Linked DNA regions of Homo sapiens: region 1 is linked to region 2. A link is an interaction called in ENCODE POLR2A ChIA-PET data of the cell type or tissue named here. Cell type or tissue: endothelial cell of umbilical vein. All regions are shown on one strand. Each heading gives the region's core, and the rest is flanking DNA. Links, peaks and the distances in the headings are about the cores only.

What was found. ChIA-PET counts read pairs that join two places held together with the same protein. Peaks named below come from ENCODE experiments on the same cell type or tissue, not always from the same donor. Only the 100,000 strongest peaks of a DNase experiment are listed, where the experiment ranks them.
Region 1: POLR2A ChIA-PET joins it to region 2 with 8 read pairs; 2 of 35 experiments call an interaction of 5 or more read pairs at or near these places.

What each region holds. Positions count from the first base shown.
Region 1 is chr3:195,421,258-195,429,496 of GRCh38, reverse strand. All of the region lies in intron 1 of ACAP2 (ArfGAP with coiled-coil, ankyrin repeat and PH domains 2), which reads left to right. Among named protein-coding and RNA genes, the nearest start is that of ACAP2, 18 kb to the left of the region's middle. In endothelial cell of umbilical vein, for the core only: no CTCF peak of the experiment used is centred there; no DNase peak of the experiment used is centred there.
Region 2 is chr3:195,581,521-195,589,759 of GRCh38, reverse strand. APOD (apolipoprotein D) reads left to right here and starts at 5,820. Exons shown (of 5, transcript NM_001647.4): 1 at 5,820-5,882. RefSeq lists an enhancer at 6,200-6,369. In endothelial cell of umbilical vein, for the core only: no CTCF peak of the experiment used is centred there; a DNase peak (open chromatin) is centred at 5,489.

The DNA of each region.
Region 1 (8,239 bases), core at 2,029-7,028, 160 kb after region 2:
TATGGTTTGTATGTCAATTATTATTCTCAGCGTTTTGGTACTTTTGCTTAGCATTTTAACTATGAGATTGATCCATGTTTTTCTGTGTGTCACTAGTTCATTTTTTTTTTTTTTTTTTGAGATGGAGTCTTGCTCTTTTGCCCAGGCTGGAGTGCAGTGGTGCGATCTCAGCTCACTGCCTCCTGGGTTCAAGCTGTTCTCCTGCCTCAGCCTCCTGGATAACTGGGATTACAGGCACACACCACCACACCCGACTAATTTTTGTATATTTAGCGGAGATGGGGTTTTATCATGTTGGCCAGGCTGGTCTCGAACTCCTGACCTCAAGTGATTCACCCACCTCAGCCTCCCAAAGTGCTGGGATTACAAGTGTGAGCCACTGCACCTGGCCAGTGTCACTAGTTCATTCTTACTGCTGTGTAGTATTTCTTTGTGAATGTACCATAATGTATTCATTCTCCTGATGATGGATAGATTGCTTCCATTGTTTGATCATTGTGAATAAAGTTGTTACGAACATTCTTATACAAATTTTCTTACGGTAGGTTTTCATTTCTCTTAAGATAAATACCTAGGAGTTGAATTGCTGTGTCAAGGGGTAAACGTGTTTATAAGAAACTGCAAAGCATTATTCCAAAGCGATTGTACTGTTTATAAATCTGCCAACAATATTTGAGTGTTCCTGTTGCTCCACATTCTTGCTAGCATTTGGTAATATCACCTTTTGATATTACCCATTGTGTGAGTATATAATATATTCCTGCATGTGTGTGTTTAATTGCAGTTATGTGTTACTTAATGACGAGAATATCTTCTGAGAAATGCATCATGATTTTGTCATGTAAACATCATAGGGTGTATTTACACAACTTAGATGGTATAGCCTACTACACATCTAGGGTATATGATATAGCCTCTGGGTCCTAGGATACAAACCTGTACAGCTTGTTATTGTACTGAATACTGTAGGCAATTTTAACACAGTGGCATTTGTGTATCTAAACATATCTAAACATAGAAAAGGTACAGTAAAAATATGATATTATAATCCCATGGGACCGCTGTTGTATTTGTGGTCTGTTGATTGGAATATGACTGTGTGTGTATATATATGTATAGACCTATATATATGAGTGTGTGTGTGTGTGTATATATATATACACACACACCTATATATATGAGTGTATATATATCTATGTATGTATACCTATGTATGACTGTATATATACATCTATATAATATATATACCTATATATATGACTGCATATATACATACATATAATTATGACTATATATGTATACATGTATGTATATATATACAGTCACATTCCAGTCAACAACAGATTGTGTCATATATTCTATTAAGTTGTTATGACATAATACTGCTTAGTCCTGTTTTGGACATGTTGATACCCTGCTTTTCTGGATTATTGATAATTTGGTAACAATTTTATGTTACTTTTCTAGAGTTTAGACTAATTATCTTTTAGACGTGTGTGTGTATATATATATATATGCATCTGTGTGTGTGTATGTATACATACAGACACAAGCACATATAATTGAATGCACCTGTTTTTTCTTTTTTTTGAGATGGGGTCTCACTCTGTCACCCAAGTTGGAGTGCAGTGGTGTTATCTTGTCTCACTGCAACTTCCACCTCCCAGGCTCAAGTGATCCTTCCACCTCAGCCTCCTATCAGGGAACACAGGTGCACACCACTACATCTGGCTAACTTTTTGTATTTTTGGTAGAGATGAGGTTTTGCCATGTTGCCCAGGCTGGTCTCAAACTCCTGAGCTCAGGCTGTCCACCTGCCTCAGCCTCTCAAAGTGCTAGGATTACAGGAGTGAGCCACTGCGTCCGGCCTAGATATGTTTAGATACACAAATAACATTGTGTTAACAATTGCCTACAGTATTCAGTAAAGTAATATACTGTACAGGTTTGTATTCTAGGAACCATATAGGCTATACCTTGTACCTTAGGTGTGTAATAGGCTACACCGTCGAGGTGGCTTGTAGTCTGTGATGCTTGCCCAGTGAAGAAGTCATCTAACAGTGCACCTCCGAGAAGGTATCACCTTTGTTAAATGATGGATGACTAGCTTTTTATTGCCGTTATAGCAAATTACCCCAAACTTAGTGGCCTAAAACGACACAAAATGATTTTACAGTTCTGGAGATCACAGTTTTGATACAGATCTCACTGGGCTAAAATAAAAGGCCAGTTGGCAGGGCTGCATTCTTTTCTGGAAGGTCTAGGGAAGAATCCTTTATTTTAGTTTTTTATACCTTGCCTTCTCCAATTTCAAAGGGCTGCCCATATTCCTTGGCTCATGGCCCCTTTCCATCTCCAAAGCCAGCAGTGGTTGTGATACTCCCTCTTCTATCCTCCTCTTTTACTGATAAGGACCCTTGTGATAATGTTGGGCTGACATTCCAGAATAATCTCCCAATCTCAAGGTCAGATGATAGCAACCTTAATTTCCCTTTGCCGTGTAACCTAACGTATTTGCGGGTTCTGAGGATTCGGATGTTGACATCCTTGGTGGGGGCGGGTGGCGGGGGGCATTATTTTGTCTACCACAGTCCACCCCCTGGCTCCCCAAAATTCACCTCTATTCCACATGCAAAACATATTCACCCCATCCCAATATCCTCAAAAGTCTCAACACTGATTTGTAATCTTGCCAAAGATCTAATCTGTGCTCATTGGTTTACATATGACCTTATAATCATAGTGCAAATTTTGGTGGCTTTGCTATTTTTAATTTAATAGTATAAATGTTTAATATTGTTAGGAAGTTTTTTCTTTTTTCTTTTTTGGACTACTCAGTTGCCGTAGTGAGAAAGGGGAAGAGTAGAACTAGCCAGGAAGGTTTTATGGCTAAAAAAAGACTGCATCGTATATTCTGTGAAGTTGTTGTGACATAATACTGCTTAATCCTGTTTTAGATGTGTTGATACCCTGCTTCTCTAGATTATTGATAATTTGATAACACTCTTAGGTTACTTGCTTTTCTGAAGAGTTTAGACTAATTATCTTTTAGAATGGCCCCCTTCCTGAATTTTTCTGATTGTTTCCTTGGGACAGATACAGTTTAAACTTTTTTGGCACGAATACTCATTGGTGATGATGCATTGTGTCATCTCCACCTGGAAACCCAGGATGTTTGCCTGTCTTCCTGTTGGGAATGCAAGGTTTGACCACTGGAGTCATGGGTAGGAAAGGGTGGATAGCAGGTGGTGGTGGTTGTGGGGAGAAGCTTGTAGATTAAAGCCTCAGGGAGAAAGGAGCTTGATCTTCAAGGAACGGAAGGAAGGCCGATAGGGTTGGAGCAGGGTGTGCAAGAGGAAGGGATGGTTAAGAATTAAGATCAGAGGTAGGCAAGGATGAGGTCATGTTAGGCATTATAATTCATCTGTAGTGATGAGTTTGGATGTTATGGTTAGTGCAATAGGAAGCAATTAGAAAGCTTTTAGCAGTGGTGGGAGATAAGGTTTATGTTTTAAAAATATTTTGAGTACTGTTTGATAATGGGCTGTATGGGGGAAGAGTGAATGCAAAGAGACCACGCAGGAAGCCATTGTAGGAAACTAGTTATCAGGCTGGGCCAGGTGAGAGACAACTTGGGAGATAGTTGAGAACATTTTTTCATAGCATCAAGAAGAGTTGATGTTGAATTTTTTTATAGGGAATTAGAAGAATAAAAAAATCGCATTTTTGGCTTTAGCAGCTGGGTGGATGGAGATTCTGTTTATTGATAAAGAGGAAGACAAGGGAAGAATAGGTTTTTTTTGGAAAAAAGTCAAGAGTTATATTTTTTACATGTTAAGTTTGAGACACCTAGTAGACACTGAGGTAGAGTTGTTAAATAGGGCTGGCATTGCTGTGCAGCCTTGTGTAATTTACTTTAAAAACTGATGTGATCCCATCCTATATTCACTTTTAGATGGTAAACTTTTTGGGACACAGACCACCATGTCTTTTTATTCCTTTGTTCTTGAGCACGATTTCTTGCACACAGTAGATAGGCAACAGGCTTTTACTACCAATAAGTACTTTCTTAAAATAGTTATACATTCTCCATTTTCACATAACATACTATAATTTTTATTTGAGGAATTTTTCTGTTATTGTACAATTGATGAATTGCAAAACGATAAGTAATATATGACACCTGGGGTCTTATTTAAATTTCCTTTTACAATGTAGTAACTAAGTCAGTCCAGAATCGTTAAGTCTTGATGGGTAGTTGTCATAATTCTTGAGAGACTCTGACTAGTCTAAGCTACCAGGGTATTTTTATATGAGGGCTCTAAGGAAATGTTATATTTAATTTCACAAACATTTTGACACACTTAACTATTCAGATGATACTTTTAGTTGTATAGCAAATTTAAAAAATGTGTTTGATATCCTGCTACCTCAATCAACTCTTTTTTTTTTTTTTTTTTTTTTTTTTTTGAGACGGAGTCTCGCTCTGTCGCCCAGGCTGGAGTGCAGTGGCGCGATCTCAGCTCACTGCAAGCAATCAACTCTTAAAACCTTTTTTTTTTTTTTTTTTTTTTTTTTTTTAAGACAGGGTCTCACTCTATCACTCAGGCTGGAGTGCAGTGGCACAATCATGGCTTACTGCAGCCTTGACCTCTTGGCTCAAATGATCCTCTCACCACAGCCTCTTGAATAGCTGGGACTGCAGGTGTGTGTCACTGTGCCCAGCTAATTTTTTAAATTTTTTGTAGAGACGAAATCTCACTGTGTTGCCCAGGCTGGTCTTGAACTCCTGGGCTGAAGCTATCCTCCCATCTTGGCCTCCCCAGGTGGGATTATAGGCGTGAACCACCGCACCTGGTCTTAAAATTTTTTTAGTTGACTAAAAAGTAGTCAAAACTGGCCGGGCGCGGTGGCTCACACCTGTAATCCCAGCACTTTGGGAGGCCGAAGCAGGCGGATTGTCTGAGGTCAGGAGTTCAAGACCAGACTGGCCAACATGGTGAAACCCCGTCTCTACTGAAAATACAAAAAAAATTAGCTGGACATGGTGGGCAGGCGCCTGTAATCCCAGCTACTTGGGAGGCTGAGGCAGGGGAATTCCTTGAACCAGGGAGGTGGAGGTTGCAGTGAGCTGAGATCACGCCACTGCACTCCAGCCTGGGTGACAGAGCGAGACTCTGTTTCAAAAAAAAAAAAAAAAAAAAAAAAAAAAATATATATATATATATATATATACACACACACACACACACCACACACACACACACACACATATGACCATTCTAAGTATTTTATATATATTAAATCATTTATTCACAACTCCGAGATATATGCTATTTATACTAGGGGACAGAGAACACAACTATTAAGTGGTAGGAGGGGATTTGAACTCTGTCATTTCTGCTCTGAATCTTGAACCATCTTCAGTAGAATCTAAGCCAGGAGTTGGTAAACTATGGCCTGCGTGATTTGTGGATATGCATGCTATGTAGTCATACAGGGACCCACCCTGAGAAAGGCCCTGTGCTTGGTTTGGTTCTCTGCTGTTACTATTTTGAAATTCTTAATAACTTTTAAACAAGAGGCTCCATTGTTTTTTTTTGTCAATAGTCCCTGCAAATTATATCATCATTTCTACATGTGTGCTAAGTTTTTACATTTTAAAGTTTTAAAAAAAATTTCATGACACATGAAAATTATATAAAATTTCAGTGTGTGTAAATAAAGTTTTATTGGAATATAGCCATGCTTATTTATTTACATATTGTTTATGGTTGCGTTTTTTGCTACAACGGCAGAGTTGAGTAGTTGGAACAGGGACTGTAGGGCCTGCAAAACTTAAAATAGTTACTCCTTTTTTTTTTTTTTTTTTTTGAGACGGAGTCTTACTTTGTTGTCTGGGCTGGAGTGCAGTGGTGCGATTGCGGCTCACTGCAACCTCCACCTCCCAGGTTCAAGCGATTTTCATGCCTCAACCTCCCAAGTAGCTGGGATTACAGGCGCCTGCCATCACACCCGGCTAATTTTGGTAATTTTAGTAGAGATGAGGTTTCACCATGTTGGCCAGGCTGGTCTGGAACTCCTGACCTTAGATGATCCGCCTGCCTCGGCCTCCCAAAGTGCTGGGATTAGAGGCATGAGCCACCATGCCCGGCCGAAATACTTGTACAATTAACAGATCCAAGAAAGGATTGTACAGTGAACATCTGTCTAGCCTTCATCTAGAGTTACCGGTTGTTACTATTTTGGCACATTTGCTTTATGTGTGTCTCTATCTCTTTATCTTACATGCATGTATAATAGGTATATAAAATACATCTCACATGTACTTTTTTTTTTCTGAATCATTTGAAAGTTTGACCTGCAGCTCGTAAAAATAAGGACATTCTCCTACATAACCACATTTATAACACTAAAAATAATTTCATGTTGAAATGTTCCCATTTGTGCCTGTTATGTCCTTTATGACTAATTTTACTAGTTTTATTCCTTTGAATCAGTATTCCATCAAGGTTCATGGAGTGGGTTGCTTTTTCATTACATTTAGCCAGCTGTTCATTCCTGTTTCTTTTAATTCATCATATCATTGGAATGATTTAAAAATCATGAAAAATTTGGATTATGGTGGAGCCTAGGAGAAGTCTCAGTCGTATCTGAGGCCTTGGATTTGAAGAAGGGCCAAATCATGCAAGATATTTTATGTCATGTTAAGGATTTTGGAGGCTCATCATAGAAAACATAGTGAGAAGCTCTTAAAGAGATGTGACATGTTCAGATTTGCATAGTACATATGACATTGACTTTTAACCTGGGCAACATGGCACGACTTTGTCTCTACAGAAAATTAAAAAAAAAATTAGCCAGGTGTAGTAGTGCATGCCTGTAGTTCTGTAGCTACTGGGGAGGCTGAGGCAAGAGAATCACTTTTGAGGCTGCAGTGAGCTATGATCGACGCACACTGCACTCCAGCCTGGGCAACAGAGCAAGACTCCATCTCTAAATAAAAAAGAAAACAAAATGGACTTTTCAGGCAAAATATTTTAGCATGTCACAATATGGAACAAAAAGATACAACCTTGAGGAAAACTAAGTGTAAAAATACTTTCAGAGACAGTAAGGGAGAGTCAATCATGAAATGAGAGTGAGACATTAAGGATTTTTTGTTATTATTATGTGTGATAATGATAAAGAGGCTCTGTTAAAAAATCTTATCTGTTAAGGATCAATAAAATAATACAGCATCTAGGATTTGCTTTAAAATACATCAGTTAAAAAAAGGGACAGGAGTATATGAAGCAGGAATGGCAAAGTTCTGATCATTGAAACTAGGTATTGGGTACAAGGGAGTACATTATACACTTCTCTGTTTTTGTGTCTTGATTCATTTCATAAGAGGTTAAAAAACATAACCTCTGATACCTCATTTTTTTTCGATACACAAAAAATGAACTGGAAGGTTAACTTGTATGTGAAAGTTGTCTGGTATCCAAAACTTCCATTTTGGATATAACAGAATAGCAGAAATGTTCTTTATATAATAGTGTCAAGATGTATATAACAAAGGAACTTGTTTCTAAATATTTGGTTAGGAAAAGAATTCATAGCAAGAATAACTTACTATATATTTCTGAATCTCTTGAAAAGAACATATTTTAAGGTATTTAGAAATAATCTTTCCAGGTGAAGTATGAAAGGAAATTAAAACAAAAATCTTGCTTTTACAGTATTCATTTAAAAACTCAAATCTTTTAGGTATGGAAGAAAACTAACTGTGACAATAGAAAACTTCCGTACAAATTACAAAACTGTTTAATTCAAACCACCACTCACAATTGTACAGCAACTATTGTAGAGGAGATTTCTTGCTCATCAATCAGCTATTGTGTAAGCAGTATGTAATCTTTCCTATGACTACAGCACTAATGCATTACTAGTACTGCTTTCCTATGATTCCAACAAATACAAACAATGGCATCTCTTTTGGTTTGAACGCAGCAGCTGTATCCTGGCGACAGGTGCTAGTAGTGATCATTGAGGTAAAAGTAAGACACTGTTATGAAGGTAGAGTTTGATCCTAAGAAAGATAACGGATGACTTTGTGTCAAGATCTTTGCCTTCTATATTATGAATGTTTTCATTTGGTTTATTTTAATGTTTATTTCATCATTTGAGAAGTCAAATAGGCGATGCACATCAGAATCACCTGAGGAGCTTCTTCCAAAATGCCTTTGTTTGGACT
Region 2 (8,239 bases), core at 3,191-8,190:
TTGTTAGACCCTTATTAGTAGTTCTGCTTTTTGCCTTTTGAAGCATGTGATCTTTGTACCTACTCCCTGCTTTACATCCCCTCCCCTTTTGAAACCCTTAATAAAAAACTTGCTGGTTTGAGGCTCGGGTGGGCATCACGTTCCTACTGATATGTGATGTCACCCCCAGCAGCCCAGCTGTAAAATTCCTCTCTTTGTACTCTTTCTCTTTATTTCTCAGCTGGCTGACACTTATGGAAAATAGAAAGAACCTGCATTGAAATATTGGGGGCGGGTTCCCCCGATACCACACTGTGTCCCTTACAAATAAAGCAGGTGCTAAGGCAGGTGTTGTTAGCCAAGTGGATGTGTTCAGAAAAGACCCTCCACCATCATCAGAGCAGACCTATTTCTCCCACACATCTCAGCAAAGTACATGACTTGACCACAGTCACACAAAGAGAAAATCCTGTCTCAGCTTCTTCCTGATCTACACAGCTCCTTCATCTGGGTGTTTACTCTCTGCCTTCCTCTTGTTTCTACAGACACAGAACCTTCCTTTCTCTCCAAAGCCAGCACCTCCACCTGCACTCTGGATCCCTCCCCTCTCTCCTGCAGATTTTTCCTCTACTAGATCGTCCCTCTGTGCATGCTCTAAGCATCTCCCTTAACCTGCAGGTCTCTGTTCAACTACTATTTCTCTACTTTCCTTCACAGGTAAAGAGCATTGCTGCCTCCTCTTTCCCTCCTCAACCCACTCCAACTGGACTTCTGCCCTCCCTGCTCCCCCTGCCTCTTTTCTTGGCTCCTTCTTCTCTGCTCAGTCTCTGAAGGTTAGAGGGTACCAGGGATCTGTCCTGGGCATCCTTTTTTTCCATTTCTAAATGTCCTCCCTTAGTGTTCCCATCCAGTCTCATGGCTTTGAAGACCATGTATGTTCTGATGACTTCCCAATCTCTATCTCCAGCCCTGATTTTCCCCCAAACTTCACTTGAATATCTAATTGCTTTCTTAACATTTTCACTTAGATGTCTGATGGGGCAACTCAAACATAGCTTATCCATAAAGAACTTGAGTTCTTCTCCCAGACTCACCCTCCAGGCTTCCCATCTGTAGCAGCTGGCAGGTGCGTTCACCTGATTTTTCAACCTTTACATCTAAGAGCCAGTCTCGATTCCCGGCTTTCCTCATCTTCCACCTGCGGCCCATCAGCAAGTCTTGTCCACTTTATCTCCAAAGCACATTCCAAATTTGCCCACTTCTCTCCATCTGTATGCTAATCACTCTAGCCCAAACCACCATCAAACTATTTCCCAAATGACCACAGGGGCTCCTCAGCTGATCCATCTGTAACCATTTTATTCTCCATTCTTGATAGTCAAGCCCAAATAACCATGTCATGCTCTTGCCTAAAACCTTCCCATGACTCCTACTGTACTTGAAATAAAATTCAAGGTCCTCAAAGCAAGATAGATTCTGGTTTCTGTCTACCTCTCCACACTCACTTCCTCCTCACCTCTGCTCCAGCCAAACTGGTCTCTCCATTTCTTAAAAACTTAATGTCTGTTCCCACCTTAGGACCCCTGCACTGGCAGTTCTTCCTGGAACACTCTTCCTTTGGTGTTTGAATGACTGGTTCCCATTCATCACTCACATCTCAGCTGAAATGTCAGTATTCAAAGAGACTCTTCCTGACCACCAGACCGAAGTGGGCACCCTTCACTTCCTATCACGTCATCCTATTCTCTTTTCTAACCTCCCAGAGGAGAGTCACACAGATAGACAGGAAAAATAGGTACTCTCCCTCCTCAACCCACTCTAATTAGGTATTTTTCCTGTCTGTCTGTCTATCTCGCCTCTGGGAGGTAAGTCCCACAAGGGCTGAGACATTGTCTTTCTTCTTTACCACTATATCTGCAGGACTCAGAACAGTGCCCCGCACCCCCGTGTGTGTGTGTGTGTGTGTGTGTGTGTGTGTGTGTGTGTATACATACAGCAACGTAGTGTTGCTATATGTTGTTGAATGCGTGAATGAATGGATAAATAAATTAGTAACAGAGCTAGGACCAGAACCCAGGCCTCCTGCCCCCAGTCCAGTGTTCTTCCCTGCATGCCATATCAAGCTGCTGTTTTCACCAGTTTGATTGCTGTCTTCCTGTTGACCAGATGCTTGGCACCATTAAACTTTCAACTAGTTCCAGAGCCCAGTGAGAAGGGAAATGGCCACCAGGGCACAGGAGGGAGAGGAAAGAGGGCCTCTGAATGAATAATGAGGTCTATAACAAGCCCAGCAAGGACTGAGAATCTAGCATATTCTATTATTCATTCCATCATTCACGGAATATTTAGTAAACACTTACGTGTCAGGCATCATGTAAGGTGCCAGGGATAAAAAGACAATCCTACTTGGGTGGATCTGACCGTCTCCAGAAGGAGATGGAGGCATAAGCATAGTGTAATGAGTGAGGACAGGGTGACATGTGCCATGAAAACACAAAGCAGATGGGAGAACGCTGCGTGGGGTGGGCTAGGAATCCAGAAGATGACCCAGGGAGGGGGACATTTGAGCCGAGTCTTAAAGAGTGAAGGTGCACTACTGAAACCTCTCAGTCTGCATTTTCACACGAAAAGTACATTTGTGCGTCCCCTTTATTCTAACTGACAAAAGAAAAATCACTTTAGAAAGGCATACAGGATGACTCTGGTAGTTGAAAGAACCACTTATTAAGAAATAAAGAATTCTTCATCCAGAAACATGTTTTTTTAGGAGATGAGATAGTTCTCTATTTCTTGCCACAAAGAGTCCATTCAAATAACTGCATCTTCCCTGCGGGTCTGAGAGTGAAACCACTGAGGCAATCACCTCCATGATGAAAGATCATCACCCAACAAAGAACTGCTTTCCGGAAAAACCACAGACCACAGACTGTCTCTTCAAGAAATGCGCTGTCGCCTGTAATCCAGCACTTTGGGAGGCCGAGGCGGGCAGATCACGAGGTCAGGAGATCGAGACCATCCTGGATAACACGGTGAAACCCCGTCTCTACTAAAAAAAAAAAAAAATTAGCCGGGCATGGTGGCAGGCCCCCGTAGTCCCAGCTACTCAGGAGGCTGAGGCAGGAGAATGGCATGAACCTGGGAGGCAGAGTTTGCAGTGAGCCGAGATCCGGCCACTGCACCACTCCAGCCTGGGCGAGAGCGAGATTCTGTCTCAAAAAAAAAAAAAGAAAGGAAAAAAAGAAATGTGCTCTCAGGTAAAAGCAAGATTTTGCAGCAGGTGAAAGAATGAGGTAGATCTATGTGTACTGATATAGAAAGATAGATACATTGTTACATTAAAAAACAAGTTTCTTGGCTGGGCGCAGTGGCGGTGGCTCATGCCTGTAATCCCAACACTTTGGGAGGCCGAGGCGGGTGGATCACCTGAGGTCAGGAGTTTGAGACCAGTCTGGCCAACATGGTGAAACTCCGTCTCTACTAAAAATACAAAAATCACTTGGGTGTGGTGGCGGGCGCCTGTAATCCCAGCTACTCGGGAGGCAGAGGCAGGAGAATCACTTGAACCAGGGAGGCTGAGGTTGCAGTGAACCAAGATTGCACCACTGCACTCCAGCCTGGGTGACAGAGTGAGTGAAGGTCGGTCTCAAAAAAAAAAAAAAGTTTCAGAACATTGAATATTGTTATTATTACATAGGGATCTGTATAGAAAGATCTAGAGGAATAATTACAAACAAAATAATGCTTATCTCTGAGGTGTGGGATTATGAGGTGCTTACATTTCCTGAGTCCTGCATTTTGGTGCTATTTTAATTGTTTTGAACAAATGTGTATTTATTTTGGGACTTAAAAATAAACACTTGCTTAGAAGATAGGTCTGATTTGTTTTATGCTGCTTAAGAATTTGTTACTGGCTATACATTCCAGAAACATGTGAAGAGAGGATTTCCCTAAGGAATATATCACTTACCAATATTTACAGAAAAAATGAACTGAGACCTAGGAAGATCGTGTGGCTTTTCTCCCGCTGTGACTCCTAGACCTGGACCTTCAGCTCCATGGTTGCCGACTTCAGTGCTGAGGGCTAAAATACATAGATATCTCCAACTCCAACATACATATTTGGAAACTTAGGCAACAGTGCTTTGTGGAAAACTGTGCAACTGCTTAGAGGAGAGAGAATTTTTTGTAATAGGCTGAAAAGAGGCTAACTGTGTATTTCTTCAATGACAGGCAATTCTTGGTGGCAAATGTGATACAGGTGAAGAAGACAGAAACATACAGGCTAGTGCTTCTCCAGAAATACAATTGAAATCAAAATCGCGTGAATATTACCTCTGGGGCCTTTTGTATATCTTAGAAACTCATTAAGTTCTTTGGATAGCATCCATTTAATTTATAAGTATTTACTGAGCACTTAGTATGTGCTTAGCCACTGGGGCACAACACAGAGTCAAAGAGACAAACTCCTGGCACGCCTCAAGCTCCTATCCTCCTGGGGAAAACATACTAAGCAGGATAATGTATAAATAAAGGAGAGAATTTCAGGTAAAGATATAATGAAGCAGGGAAAGGGACAGTGACAAGAGTGCTATTTTTGAAAGGTCAGGAAGCTTTTTAGGGAAAAGTGTCATCTGATCAGGGACCTGGAGTGGGGAAGGGAGCTACACAGAGCTCTTAGGGGAGGGCAGCACAGGAGGTCAGCGAGAGGCAGGCCCTGGGTGGTAGTAGGAATTTCTTATGTTTCTGAAAAGGCAAAGAACATCTTAAAGAAAGCGCTCACAACGTTTGGGATGTTACGGATCTGTGTTGTTGTTTTCATGTTTATAGACTCAGTGCTGTAAATGTATCTCTGTTGCTTACATATTTTAGAATGAATTTCATTTAGGAGTCTAAGTCTACTACGAAGGCACTGCCTTATCTAAATGTCTCTAAACATACCTCCTGCCTATCACAAAGACATAGAATCTCACTCACAAGAGTCAAAGTTGTTCATTCCACCAGGAGAGATAAGGCTGGACCAAAAGCACCCCTGGGTTTAAGTCCACACTCCCCACCACCCCGGCCCCCACCCCCAAGCAGTGACAGACTGTCTTGAACTTCTCGCTGCAAGGGTCATAAAAGGGACAGAGAACAGAGCGACAGAAGATGTCTTCTGCATTCTCAACTTTTAGCCCCAGTTGTTAGAGAACTGGTATCTCCCCTACACGTCTGGCTCTGGTGGAGAAAGAATGACAGCCCCTACTTACAACGAGGAGACTGTGGCTCAGAGAAGTTAGGGGGCTGCCCAGGATCCTGGAGAAAGCCAGCTTTGACTCATAACCCTCGCGCCATTACCTGACTCCCATTAGTGGAGTCAGGAACTCCATGTTCCACTTCAGGAAATGAGCTTGTTGATTTTTCATTTACACAAAAATGAAAAATAAATACCAGATGTTTGAAAACATGTTGCAACACGTCCTGCTGGAACTTAAAAGTGCATTCTGACCAAAAAAATTAAATTAGAAAATCCACATAGCAAAAAAAAAAATGTTTTGGATGAAAATATACTTTATCTTTCTCTCACACATACTCTCTCTCTCTCTCGCACACATACCCACACACACACACACACACACACACGCGCGCGCGAAAACAATATCTCATTTCTTCTTCAGGGAGCAGCTGTGAAGGAAATCGGGGGAGGAGGATGGACACAACATCCCATCTTTGTGTTTCGATACAGACTAAGCTTTTAGGCCAACCCTCCTGACTGGATGGGGGCGGCGGGCGTGGCATGCATGAAAAGTAAACATCAGAGACCTGAAGAAGCTTATAAAATAGCTTGGGAGAGGCCAGTCACCAAGACAGGCATCTCAAATCGGCTGATTCTGCATCTGGAAACTGCCTTCATCTTGAAAGAAAAGGTATGTACTGTAGTTTTAAGCTTTTCATTTATGATAATAATGTCTAAAATAGAAACAGTCTAGACTCTCCATTGCCCCATTTCAGCTACATATAACTACCACTGATTGAGAGCTTGTGCCGGTAGCTTTAGACTTGTTCTCATTTTTCCTCAAACAAATGTACAAGGTAGGTATCATCAGAGCCATTTTTCCAGTGATAAAGCTGAGGTTCAGATACACTAGCAACATGCCTAAGATAAAACCAAACCCAGTGTGAACTCATCCCAGCGTCTTTTGCTTACCCCTCCAAACTGGACAACGAGGTGTTTCCATGCACAAACACCGTCCTAGGTGAATTCTCAGCAAGCTGTCCAACGGTGCATCGCAGTAAAATAATCTGGAAACTGGAATTAATGGTGTGACTAGAAAATGCATTTGACAATATGGCATAAAATATTGTGTTTGGGAGATACGTGTCTTGTTATATTTAATGGCTAAATGAGTCTTTGAGACCTAATGACTTATTGGAACCTATTTTATTTTATGAGGTGAAATTTCAAAATCTAGTCCTTCACGTTCTGCAGATCTTTGAGGTCAGGGGCTGTGTCCCCAGGCACTAAGAGCGCGGGCTTGTGGGAGACCTAGGCTTACATTCTAGCCTGTCCCCAGGCCTAGGCTTACACTGTGGCTTCGTAGTTTACCAGGAAGTAACCCGGGCAAATTCACCTCGTTGGTATGAAGAGAGTGTCAGCAGAGGTCGCCTCCAGAGGAGGTGCTGTGGAGACTGAGCGCATAGCACCCTTAAAATCCTGGGACCAGGGCTTCTCCACGGGTAAGCTTAATGCAAGTGGAGCAGTGATTTCCAGCTAGTGCCAGGCCCAAGGTGGATGCACTGTCACCTTAGTTGGATTGCTTTTTAATTACCTCATATTCTGTTAAAAATCATATTTCTTTTTTTTTTTTTTTGAGACGGAGTCTCACTCTGTCACCCAGGCTGGAGTGCAGTGGCGCGATCTCGGCTCACTACAGCCTCCGCCTCCCAGGTTCAAGCCATTCTTGTGCCTCAGCCTCCCAAGTAGCTGGGATTACAGGACTGCACCACCATGCCCAGCTAATTTTTGTATTTTTTGTTTGTTTGTTTTTGTTTTGTTTTTTTGAGATGGAGTTTTTGCTCTGTTGCCCAAGCTAGAGTGCAATGGTGTGATCTTGGCTTACTGCAACCTCTGCCTCCCATGTTCAAGCAATTATCCTGCATCAGCCTCCCGAGTAGCTGTGATTACAGGTACTTGCCACCACACCTGGCTAATTTTTTGTATTTTTAGTAGAGACGGGGTTTCGCCATGTTGGCCAGGCTGGTCTCAAACTCCTAACCTCAAGTGATCTGCCCACCTCGGCCTCCCAAAGTGTTGGGATTACAGGCATTAGCCATCATGCCCGGCCAAAAATAATATTTAAATTATACTTATTTTGTAAAGTATTTAAACTCCTCATAAGAACAATCTTCCTATTGATATCAGAAGAAGATGCAAAAATATATGTCGTATATAATCCATATGTTACCCAAAGTCTTAAGTACACATTAATAACATGCTCAATAAGTAATGAGTAAATTAGAATGAAAGGACATTGAAAACTATAATGGATGCTGTCCGCCCTTTCTCTCACAAGGAGTTTTTTTGTTGTTGTTGTTTGTTTGCTTGTTTTGAGACGGAGTTTTGCTCTTGTTGCCCAGGCTGGAGTGCAATGATGCAATCTCAGCTCACCACAACCTCCACCTCCCGGGTTCAAGCAATTCTCCTGCCTCAGCCTCCCGATTACAGGCATGCATGTAATTACAGGCAGCATGGGATTACAGGCATGCACCACCATGCCCAGCTAATTTTTTTATTTTTAGTAGAGATAGGGTTTCTCCATGTTGGTCAGGCTGGTCTTGAACTCCCAACCTCAGGTGCTCCACCTGCCTCGGCCTCCCATGGGATTACAGGCTTGAGCCACCGCACCTGGCATCACAAGGAGTTTTAACCACAGGAATAAAACTAATGTAACCAAGAGGCATCTTTGGAAGAGGGTCAGTCAAAGGGGTTGTTCTGAAATCCTCCTACTGAGGTAAAGAATCTGTTTCAGCTCACAAGAGAGCATTTTGTCAGAGTAAGATGTAGAACTGACTTTTGTTGCAGTGTCATGTGGTGGTGAGACTCATCAGGTCACAGAGGTGGGGGGTTATTGAAAGGCCCTATGGCGGTGCACAGAAGAAGCAGATTCGGGGTGCTGCAGACAGGAGAGGGGGAGATGGAGCTCGAGTCCCAGCTCTCTGCCCCTTCCAGGCCCCAGCTTCCCCATCTGTACACCTTGGAAGTAGAGCTAGAAAGATGACCTCT